Regions from separate parts of the Homo sapiens genome. Here region 2 is linked to region 1. Evidence: chromatin contacts called from ENCODE Hi-C or POLR2A ChIA-PET data. All regions are on one chromosome and are shown on one strand. Each heading gives the region's core, a stretch centred on a gene start or an enhancer-like site at or near the end of the contact. The rest is flanking DNA. Distances are from core to core; before and after follow the strand shown. Region 1 has its middle 13 kb from the start of SLC25A5-AS1. Region 2 holds the start of RPL39 (ribosomal protein L39).

Region 1 (4,412 bases), core at 543-3,042:
GATAGGGAGAGGTTGGTTACAAAGTTACAGCTAAATCGAAGGAATAAAGCTGGGTGCAGTGGCTCATGCCTGTAATCCCAGCACTTTGGGAGGCTGAGGTAGGTGGATCACTTGAGGTCAGGAGTTCGAGGCCATCCTGGCCAACCTGGTGAAACCCCATCTCTACTAAAAATACAAAATTAGCTGGGTGTGGTGGTGAGCGCCTGTAATCCCAGCTACTCATGAGGCTGAGGCTGGAGAATCGCTTGAACCCAGAAGGTGGAGGTTGCAGTGAGCCGAGATGGCACCACTGCACTCCAGCCTGGGCAACAGAGCGAGATTCTATCTAAAAAAAAAAAAAAAAAATGTGTACTGTTAAAAATGTAATTTAAATTACTTACTTCATGGATAAGTATGTTCTCATGAACATTAAAACATTATAAATCTGGCTATCATTGTAGATCTGACCACCGCTACCCTACTCCAGACTCCCTCAGAGATACAGAAGAGGAAACTGAGACTCAAAGAAGTGACATGGTGTGCCCAAGGCCACACAGCTAGTGCCTGTGGGGGATTTTCTGATTCTAAATCTCTCTCTGTTTTTTTTCTTTTTTGAGACGGAGTCTCACTCAGTCGCCCAGGCTGGAGTGCAGTGGTGCAATCTTGGCTTACTGCAACCTCCACTTCCCGGGGTTCAAGCAATTCTCCTGCCTCAGCCTCCCAAGTAGCTGAGACTACAGGCATGCGCCACCACGCCCTGCTAATTTTTTTTTTTTTTTTTTTTTTTTTAGTAGAGACAGGATTTTACCTTGTTGGTCAAGCTGGTCTCGAACTCCAGACCTCAAATAATCCACCCACCTTGGCCTCCCAAAGTGTTGGGATTACCGGCGTGAGCCACCGCGCCCAGCCTGACTTTAAATCTCTTGCTATTCTAATTTTTCTACACTGCCTCCCATCACCACAAGAATCCTTTCTATTCCTCACTGTGTCCCTGGTGCCCAGCACAGGGCTCTGCACCAAAGCTGGGGCTCAGCAAATATTTCCATATCAATGGATTCCCTGGCAGAGGGTTTCCTTTGCACGAAGGCATTGCCTTCTGAGGTGGGCTACACCGACCTCATTTGGTCAGTGAAGGCTCGAAGTGGCAACTGAGGCCATGCAGGCATCCTCCCAGGTGTCCCTTCTGCCACCCCAGGGCTTGGCGACATCAGGGATCCTGAGAGTCTCCTTTGGGAGCCAATACAGTGAGACCCAGTAGAGGTACACCAGGTGTTTGCTGGGCACACGCTATGTGGCTGCCGGTATGCCAATGGCCGTGTGTGACTCGGGGGAGAAATGCAAAGTATGATATTGTTGAGCCAAGATTTGTCCCATACGTAGGACACAGTGACCAGCCAGCACATATCCAAGTTCTAAATTATGCAGTGCTGATGATGCTTTGGGGGTTCAGGGGAGGAAGAGCTTGGCTGGAGCGGCCAGGGTAGACTTCTTGGGGGCGGTGGGTTTAGCTGAGCTTGGTGGAAAGCGGTCTGCGTGGAGGACACAGCTCTTCCAGCGGAGTCGGCCGCGGTGCCCAGGCCGAGGCGAGAAGCAGCGCGCCCTCTGCAGGCAGGTGCGAGAGGCGGCCGGAGACCCGCCTGGGCACGTGGACTGGAAAAGGAAGGAGTCGGCCATCGGCTGCTGCCGCTGCGGCTGCGCTGCGACTTTTTCAGCCTGTCTGTCTCAATCCAGCCTTGCACTTCGGCGACTTTCAACCGCCATTAGGCCTGCAAAAGCCGCGTTTTTTCCCTCAGGGCGTGCCCTGCCCTCCTCTCTCCTAGTTGTCTGCAGCTCCCCGCCTGGCGGGCCGGGCCATTTCCTTCTGCTGCTACTCGGCATAGTCCTAGCGGACTGTTTTAGCCACCGCGCTGAGAGCGCTCTTTACAAAGTTTCCCAGATTACAAAACCGGCGCCTAAAGGGAAGGGGCCGACTCTGAGAGAGCCCGTAGTTATTTAACAAACACTTAAGCGCATATTATATGCTAGGCTTTGTGCCAAGCGCCTCGCAAATATTAATTTATTTCATCCTCACTACAGTGCCAGGCAAGTAGTGTTCTTGACCCCATTTTCCGGCTGAGCAAGGTGAGGCAGTGAGACTTAGAATCTTGCTCACCATTTCACAGCTGGAAAGGGGCGGAACCATGCTCTTAACCACTGCACCAAGCGCCTCTCCAGGGGCTCCTCACATGGGTAGGTCCCCAAGCAGGCCGATGGTCCCTAAAGAGCTTGAACCCCTCCCTTCCTCTGGGCCTCCGTGGTTATTTTCCAGGCACCGCAGCATTAAGTGCTACTTTCTGACTCTCTCTAAGTTGGGGGGGGGTTCCCTTTGTTTTCAGGGTTTTCATCTGCAGGTGTTACACGTGGTTTGCCAGGTGCCTCGGTTTCCTCATCTGGGAAATGGTAATCTTAGCACCTGCATCATAAGGCCACTGAAAGGATTAAATGAGTATCCACAATTAAAAGAGTGCCTGGCCCATAGTCAAAGCTCAAGAAATGACAATGGATGTTACTACTGAGCAAGTCCGCTGCTGCACTCCTGGAGGCCTCCCACTCACAAGTGAGAGAGAACAAACTCTGCCTGCTTCCTGAGCACGTCAAAAAGGGCCACATTCACTCAAGGGTTCTCATGGGCTTTTAGTGGCTGAAATAGTCTTAGAAGCTGGGAACATTAGGCCCAGGTCTGGGAGCAGGTCTGGCCTAATCAGCCCTAATCAGTCACATGGGCGTGCAGTTGGCACAGCTCTATCGGCAGCGTCCTCAGGTGCCCCAGGAACATGTCTGTTCCTCTCCCCTTGGAGTGGCCTGAGTCATGTTGTGTGACAGCCACTGTTCAATATTGTCATCATCACAACCAGACATCCATCAGGCAATTACTATGTGGAGGGCTCTGTGTTAGGGGCTCATGACAAGATGGCCAGCACATGTGTGGCACAGGCCAGCATCCCATGAACACAGTATGGTAGAAGCCCTGGATGTGGAGTCAGCTGTTTTTCACACAGATTTCAGGAGGGGAGGGGTGTGTGCCAAGGTCCCGCCTCTCTGGTTCTCTAGCATGGACAACATAGCAGCAGTACAGGAACCAGTTGATTTCCCAACCCCTGCAATATCCAGATCTTCCCTGTAAGCCCAGGGTCTGGAAAAACAATAGCTGCAAGTCAAAAGGCCCCGGACATTTGCTGAATTATTATGTAAGAAAATGAAAAAGAAAGGCCCTGTACATTTATTGCTACAGAATTGTTCCCAGGTATCAAGTGGCTGGATCGAGCCAAAATTCATTCATGCCAATCAATAACCAATGCACAAACCCTACAACATGCCATTCATTCATTCTCTATTTATTTCGTTATACAGATATTTATTTATTTATTTTTGAGACAGGGTCTCTCTCTGTCACCCAGGCTGGAGTGCAATGGCTCGATCTCGGCTCACTGCAACCTACACCTCCCGGGTTCAAGCCATTCTCCTGCCTCAGCCTCCCGAGTAGCTGGGACTACAGTGCCCGCCACCACACCTAGCTAATTTTTGTATTTTTAGTAGAGATTGGGTTTCACTATGTTGGCCAGGCTGGTCTCAAACTCCCAATCTCAAGTGATTCGACTGCCTCGGCCTCCCAAAGTGCTGGGATTATAGGCATGAGCCACTGTGCCTGGCTATTTTATTTATTTATTTATTTATTTATTTATTTATTTATTTATTTATTTAGAGATAGAGTCTCTGTCGCCCTGGCTGGAGTGCAGTGGTGCGATCTCAGCTCACTGCAACTTCCACCTCCCGGGCTCAAGCGATTCTCCGGCCTCAGCCTCCTGAGTAGCTGGGACTACAGGCATGTGCCACCACACCCAGCTAATTTTTTGTATTTTTAGTAGTTACGGTGTTTCACCATGTTGGCCAAGCTAGTCTCAAACTCCTGACCTCAAATGACCCACCCGCCTCGGCCTCCCAAAGTGGTGGGATGACAGGTGTGAGCCACTGCACTTGGCCCATTTTCTCATTTATCTCCTCCTTCAGCAAACATTTACCACACATTCACTATGTGTTAGGTTCTATGCTCAGTTTTAGGAATGTAAAGAGAAACGAGACATAGCCCTTAATGAGGACAGACAAATAAATACTTGGTTGTGATACCATGAAATAAACATTATAATTCATTCACTTAACAACTATTTCTTGAACATCTACTATGTGCCAGGCACTGTTCTAGACACTGGGGACACATGAATGAAACAGACAAAATATCTGCCTTTGTGAAGCTGACAGAGATAGATTACTTTAGAAGTACAGAGGAGAGAGCAATGAGTATGGGCAGGTGGAGTCTGGGAAGGCTCCCAGAGGTGGTGCAATCTGAGCTGGGTCTTGAAGGATCATGCCCTGGCAGAGGGGCAGGTAAGGGCATG
Region 2 (4,412 bases), core at 579-3,078, 310 kb before region 1:
CATGAGCTAAATTATGTTCCCCCAAAATTCATGTGTTGAAGCCCTAATCCCCAGGACCTCAGAATGTGACTTTAGGCCGGGCACGGTAGCGCACTCCAGTAATCCCAGCACTTTGGGAGGCCGAGGCGGGCGGATTACTTGAGGTCAGGAGTTCGAGACCGGCTTAGCCAACATGGCGAAACTCCGTCTCTACTAAAAATACAAAAATTAGCTGGGTGTGGTAGTGCGTGCCTGTAGTCCCAGCTACTCGGGAGGCTGAGGCATGAGAATCACTTGAACCCGGGAGGCGGAGGTTGCAGTGAGCCAAGATTGTGCCATTGCACTCTAGCCTGGGCAATAAAGGGAGACTCAGTCTTGAAAAAAAAAAAAAGGAAATATGTGCTATAGTAATACATGGGCTTCTTAACATAGTTCTATTTGTGAACTTATAACTAATGTAATTTAAAGGGAGTGTGTAAATAATATATGGAGACATCTGCATCAACTGTAATGTAACATGAAGCCATCTATGGTTTCTATTAGTGACCAAGTCACGAGTACTGCTAATGCCACTGTGGTCTGTTGCCTACATTCCTAAATAAAGAAAGCATTACATTTCATTAAATTTGGTGAAAATAAAGTTGTATTTTCCCATTCAAGTTCATGGGATCCTCTGAATTCTATACATGGACTCTTGTGGACTCCAGGTTAAAAACCCTTGCTGTAATCCGTTGGTGTAAAAATGCTTGAGGTGACTGCAAATATACATGGAGGTTTTTGCGTTTATTTATTTACTTTTTCTTTTTTGAGATGGAGTTTTGCTCTTGTTGCCCAGGCTGGAGTGCAGTGGCGCAATCTCGGCTCGCTGCAACCTCCGCCTTCAGGGTTCAAGAGATTCTCTTGTCTCAGCCCCCGCAGTAGCTGAGATTACAGGCGCCCGCCACCACGCCTGGTTAGTTTTTTTGTATTTTTAGTAGGGACGGGGTTTCACCATGTTGGCCAGGCTGGTCTCGAACTCCTCGTTTCAAGTAATCCGCCCGCCTAGGCCTCCCAAAGTGCTGGGATTACAAGCGTGAGCCACCACGCCCAGCTTATTTTTATGTTTATTTTATTTACTCATCAAAAAGGAAAGGTTTTTGCTTTTAAATGGGGAAAAGGATGAAAATGGGGAACACTAGCATCCCAAACGCATGTTATTAATTATTGTACATCTTGCCAAAGGCGGGCTACAATGTCAGGCTGGACTTCTAGCAGCCAAGGAAGAGGTTCTGTCCCTAACTTTCTGAGTTGAAAACTTTGATTGGCAACCTTCCGCCTAGTCGAAAACCCCTAGGCTTACATAAGCGTCCACGTGGTCCAACCCCCTCCAACTTCTCCGGCTTCCTCCGACACGACTGTCCCTTCCCACACCTCCCAGCCAGGCCGAAATGACTCGTAACCCTCTGGGAAAATGGCACTTACTCTCCGCCTGCCGAGCTCCGACCCGGCGTTCCGAGTCCCCGGCGCCCGGAGGTGACGGTCGCTTCCCCTGCCCTCCCTTAGGGTTAGTCCCGCCCAATCGGCTCCTTAATTTTTCGGAGGGGCTTCTACTTTGGCATTTATCACGGGCTGTCTGCCTCACTTACGAAGCAGGGTGCCCCTAGCACACTGCCGGGCCCCTGGGGGAACGCACTTAGGGAAGCGAAGCAAAGCTAACTGCATTTGGCAGAAACCAGCGCGCTTTCCCACGGCGCCACGGGAGCGCACCGCTAGACAGAGAAGGCACTAGAAGAGGCGGTCGGTGCATAGCGTCACCTCCTAAACTCCGCCCATCGGAAGCGCCTTCTAAGCTCGTTCTTCCGCCAGCTTCCCTCCTCTTCCTTTCTCCGCCATCGTGGTGTGTTCTTGACTCCGCTGCTCGCCATGGTAAGTCCATCGGCCCCCATCGGCCCCGGGGTGGCTTCCCAAAACCCGAGGCCGCTGCCAGGAAATGCCTGGGCCGCGCGGAGCGTTGAGGGGCGGGAGCCTTTTAAAGGCTTTTTCAAGAAAATATCCAGTTCGGCCACTGTTGTCTTTCGTGGCCTGGAGGGAAGCTAGTGAGCCAGCGAGCAACCTGGAGAGGGACGGGCTGCGCTGCGGCCGCGGATTCAAGGGGGCTCTTTCTTTGCCCGGCCGCTGCCGAGTCGGGCAGGGATTCCGGTTTCCCTTCGCTTGTAGCGAACTCGTTCTGGAGGCGGGGGGTGGGAGGTGGCAGCCACCCCCGAAATCGTGGCCTGACTGTGGGCTGCCCGTGGCATGCGCAACGTGGAGGGTAATCAGGAGGGTATTGTGGGCTACTGGTTTTCGAAAAGGGTTTAGCTTGGCGTGGAGAAGCGAACCGCATTTTTAGATCCCAGGACTTTTGTTTAGAGGACGTTTATTCAGAGACTTGAGCGTCACCCCGTGGAAGCGCCTAGAACAAGGGGTGTTTTGCGAACCTGTGTGTCATTCTGGCCTTCTTAGTAAATGGCAGCAGCGAACCAGTCACTCTTTACTGGGAAATGTAAAATGTTGATTTCTAGATATGGAGGCGATAAGTACTGGTATTTTATTACTTGTCAAGTAATTTATTACTTGACAAAATTTACAACTGCTACTGTGGATGGGGGACGGGGTGTAATCTTTGCCTTCTTTGTATTGGCTCCCATTATTATGCAAGGGTATGTTCGTCCAGGTTGGCCAGGCATTAAACCTGCATCCGTGCCAATTTTGCAAGATTATTCTGTAGATTTGGGGGAGTATTGGGGTTGGCCTTAGATGAAAGCCAAAAGATGCAACTAGAAATTGAGACAGTCATCCTTGGAAAAGTGACATTTCATTTATTTTTAAATTTAAAAGTTTATTTTTTTAGCCAGTGAAATTTAGCAGTAGAGATAGAGTTAGGATTAATACCGAAATGGTGAGTAGGTTAGATCTTCTGAATGTCAGGGACTTTCCCTAAGTCTTAATTACCCTCCCAATAACACTTGAAAAGTACGTACCCCTGTTTTACAAAGTAGAGCACTGAGATTCGTTGACTTGCAAATGGTAGGTAGGTGGTTCTGTTTGACTCAAAGCTGTGTTCTTCCCAGGAAGCCAGATTCCCTAGCCATTCCCAGTGTGGTCGTCTGAGTCCTTGGGGGACCACAGGGTAAATTGAAAGGTAGCCTCTGGCTGTGGAGCAGAAAGGACCTGGGTTTGAATCCTGGTTCTGCACATTGATGCTCTGATTTTGTGCATGTTTCTTAACCGGATTCCACTTATTTTATCTGAACGATGGAAACTGTGGTATCTGCCCCCAGAGAAGTTGTGAGGGTCAGAGACTTGCTTGGCTTGATGGCTTAGCATTGAGAAGATTTTGGGGCTGGGGTATGTGTTAAGCACTCAAATGTTGGTTTGAAGGAGTTCTTGACTTTGAATCATTCGGGCAGGCTCTAATATTGTCTAAATTGATTGCATTTTCTTCCCAGTCTTCTCACAAGACTTTCAGGATTAAGCGATTCCTGGCCAAGAAACAAAAGCAAAATCGTCCCATTCCCCAGTGGATTCGGATGAAAACTGGAAATAAAATCAGGTAAGACCTCCATCATACTGCTTGTATTTTGCTAAATGTAAGAGCCACTGTGTCTGGCCAGGGTTACTTTTTGAGTATAAATACATGATTAAAATTGCATGCAATCCAATCCACCCTTTGACAGCATTCTCAAATTCGTTTTTAAAAACGTACTTCCTTTGTTTCTGCACTGCATCCAGCCCACATCTGGGCTTATGGGCAGATAATTCTCCAATACTTATTAATTTCCTGGTCATCTTCAGTCTGAGCTAGGTCATAAGGTGGAAGGCTGTCTTATACACATCCTGGTGGGGAAGACCCAGTCAGTATTTTTAGGCTTTTTGTTTTTGTTTTTGTTTTTGTTTTTGTTTTGAGACGGAGTCTCGCTCTGTTACCCGGGCTGGAGTGCAGTGGCACAATCTCGGCTCACTGCAACCTCTGCCTCCCAGGTTCAAGTGATTCTTTTGCCTCCGCCTTCAGAGTAGCTGGGACTACAGGCGTGCGTCACCACGCCCAGCTAAGTTTTATATTTTTAGTAGAGATGGTATTTCACTATATTGGCCAGGCTGGTCTCAAACTCCTGAGCTCAAGTGATCTGCCCCTCTCGGCTTCCCAAAGTGCTGGGATTACAGGCATAAGCCATTGTGCCCGGCCTTTGTTTTTGTTTTTTGAGACAGGATCTTGTTCTGTTTTACATGCTGCGTTGACACTATCTCCCTGCAACCTCTCCCTACCTACCAGACTCAAGTGACCCTCCCACCTCATCTCTCTGAGTAGCTGGGACTACAGGCACACGCCACCACACCTGGCTAATTTTTAAATTTTTTGTAGAGATGGGGTCTCTCTGTGTTGCCCAAGCTGGTCTTGAACTCCTGAGCTCAAG

The links. Hi-C counts contacts between places; a loop is a spot of excess contacts on that map. ChIA-PET counts read pairs that join two places held with the same protein, here RNA polymerase II (POLR2A). Pooled maps may share reads with other maps.
Region 2: a loop to region 1 is called in a pooled map, with 12 times the contacts of the local background. The contact joins the promoter of RPL39 here to the enhancer-like site in region 1. A Hi-C loop is called at or near these places in 1 of 168 maps with a recorded cell type or tissue (CD4-positive, alpha-beta T cell) and 10 of 50 pooled maps. POLR2A ChIA-PET finds 5 or more read pairs at or near these places in 14 of 52 experiments (AG04450, B cell, BJ and 11 more).

The regions. Positions count from the first base shown.
Region 1 is chrX:119,480,016-119,484,427 of GRCh38, reverse strand. No RefSeq gene overlaps it. Among named protein-coding and RNA genes, the nearest start is that of SLC25A5-AS1, 13 kb to the right of the region's middle. RefSeq lists enhancers at 1,701-1,750, 1,801-1,900. Within about 2 kb of position 1,792, at least 23 of the 41 ENCODE cell types and tissues checked have a DNase peak (open chromatin) inside an H3K27ac peak, as active enhancers do.
Region 2 is chrX:119,789,046-119,793,457 of GRCh38, reverse strand. It overlaps RPL39 (ribosomal protein L39), which reads left to right and starts at 1,828. Exons shown (of 3, transcript NM_001000.4): 1 at 1,828-1,884; 2 at 3,447-3,550. The coding sequence starts at 1,882. LOC107985694 (a long non-coding RNA gene) reads right to left here and starts at 1,742. Exons shown (of 3, transcript XR_001755949.2): 1 at 1,441-1,742. RefSeq lists enhancers at 1,834-2,093, 3,963-4,022.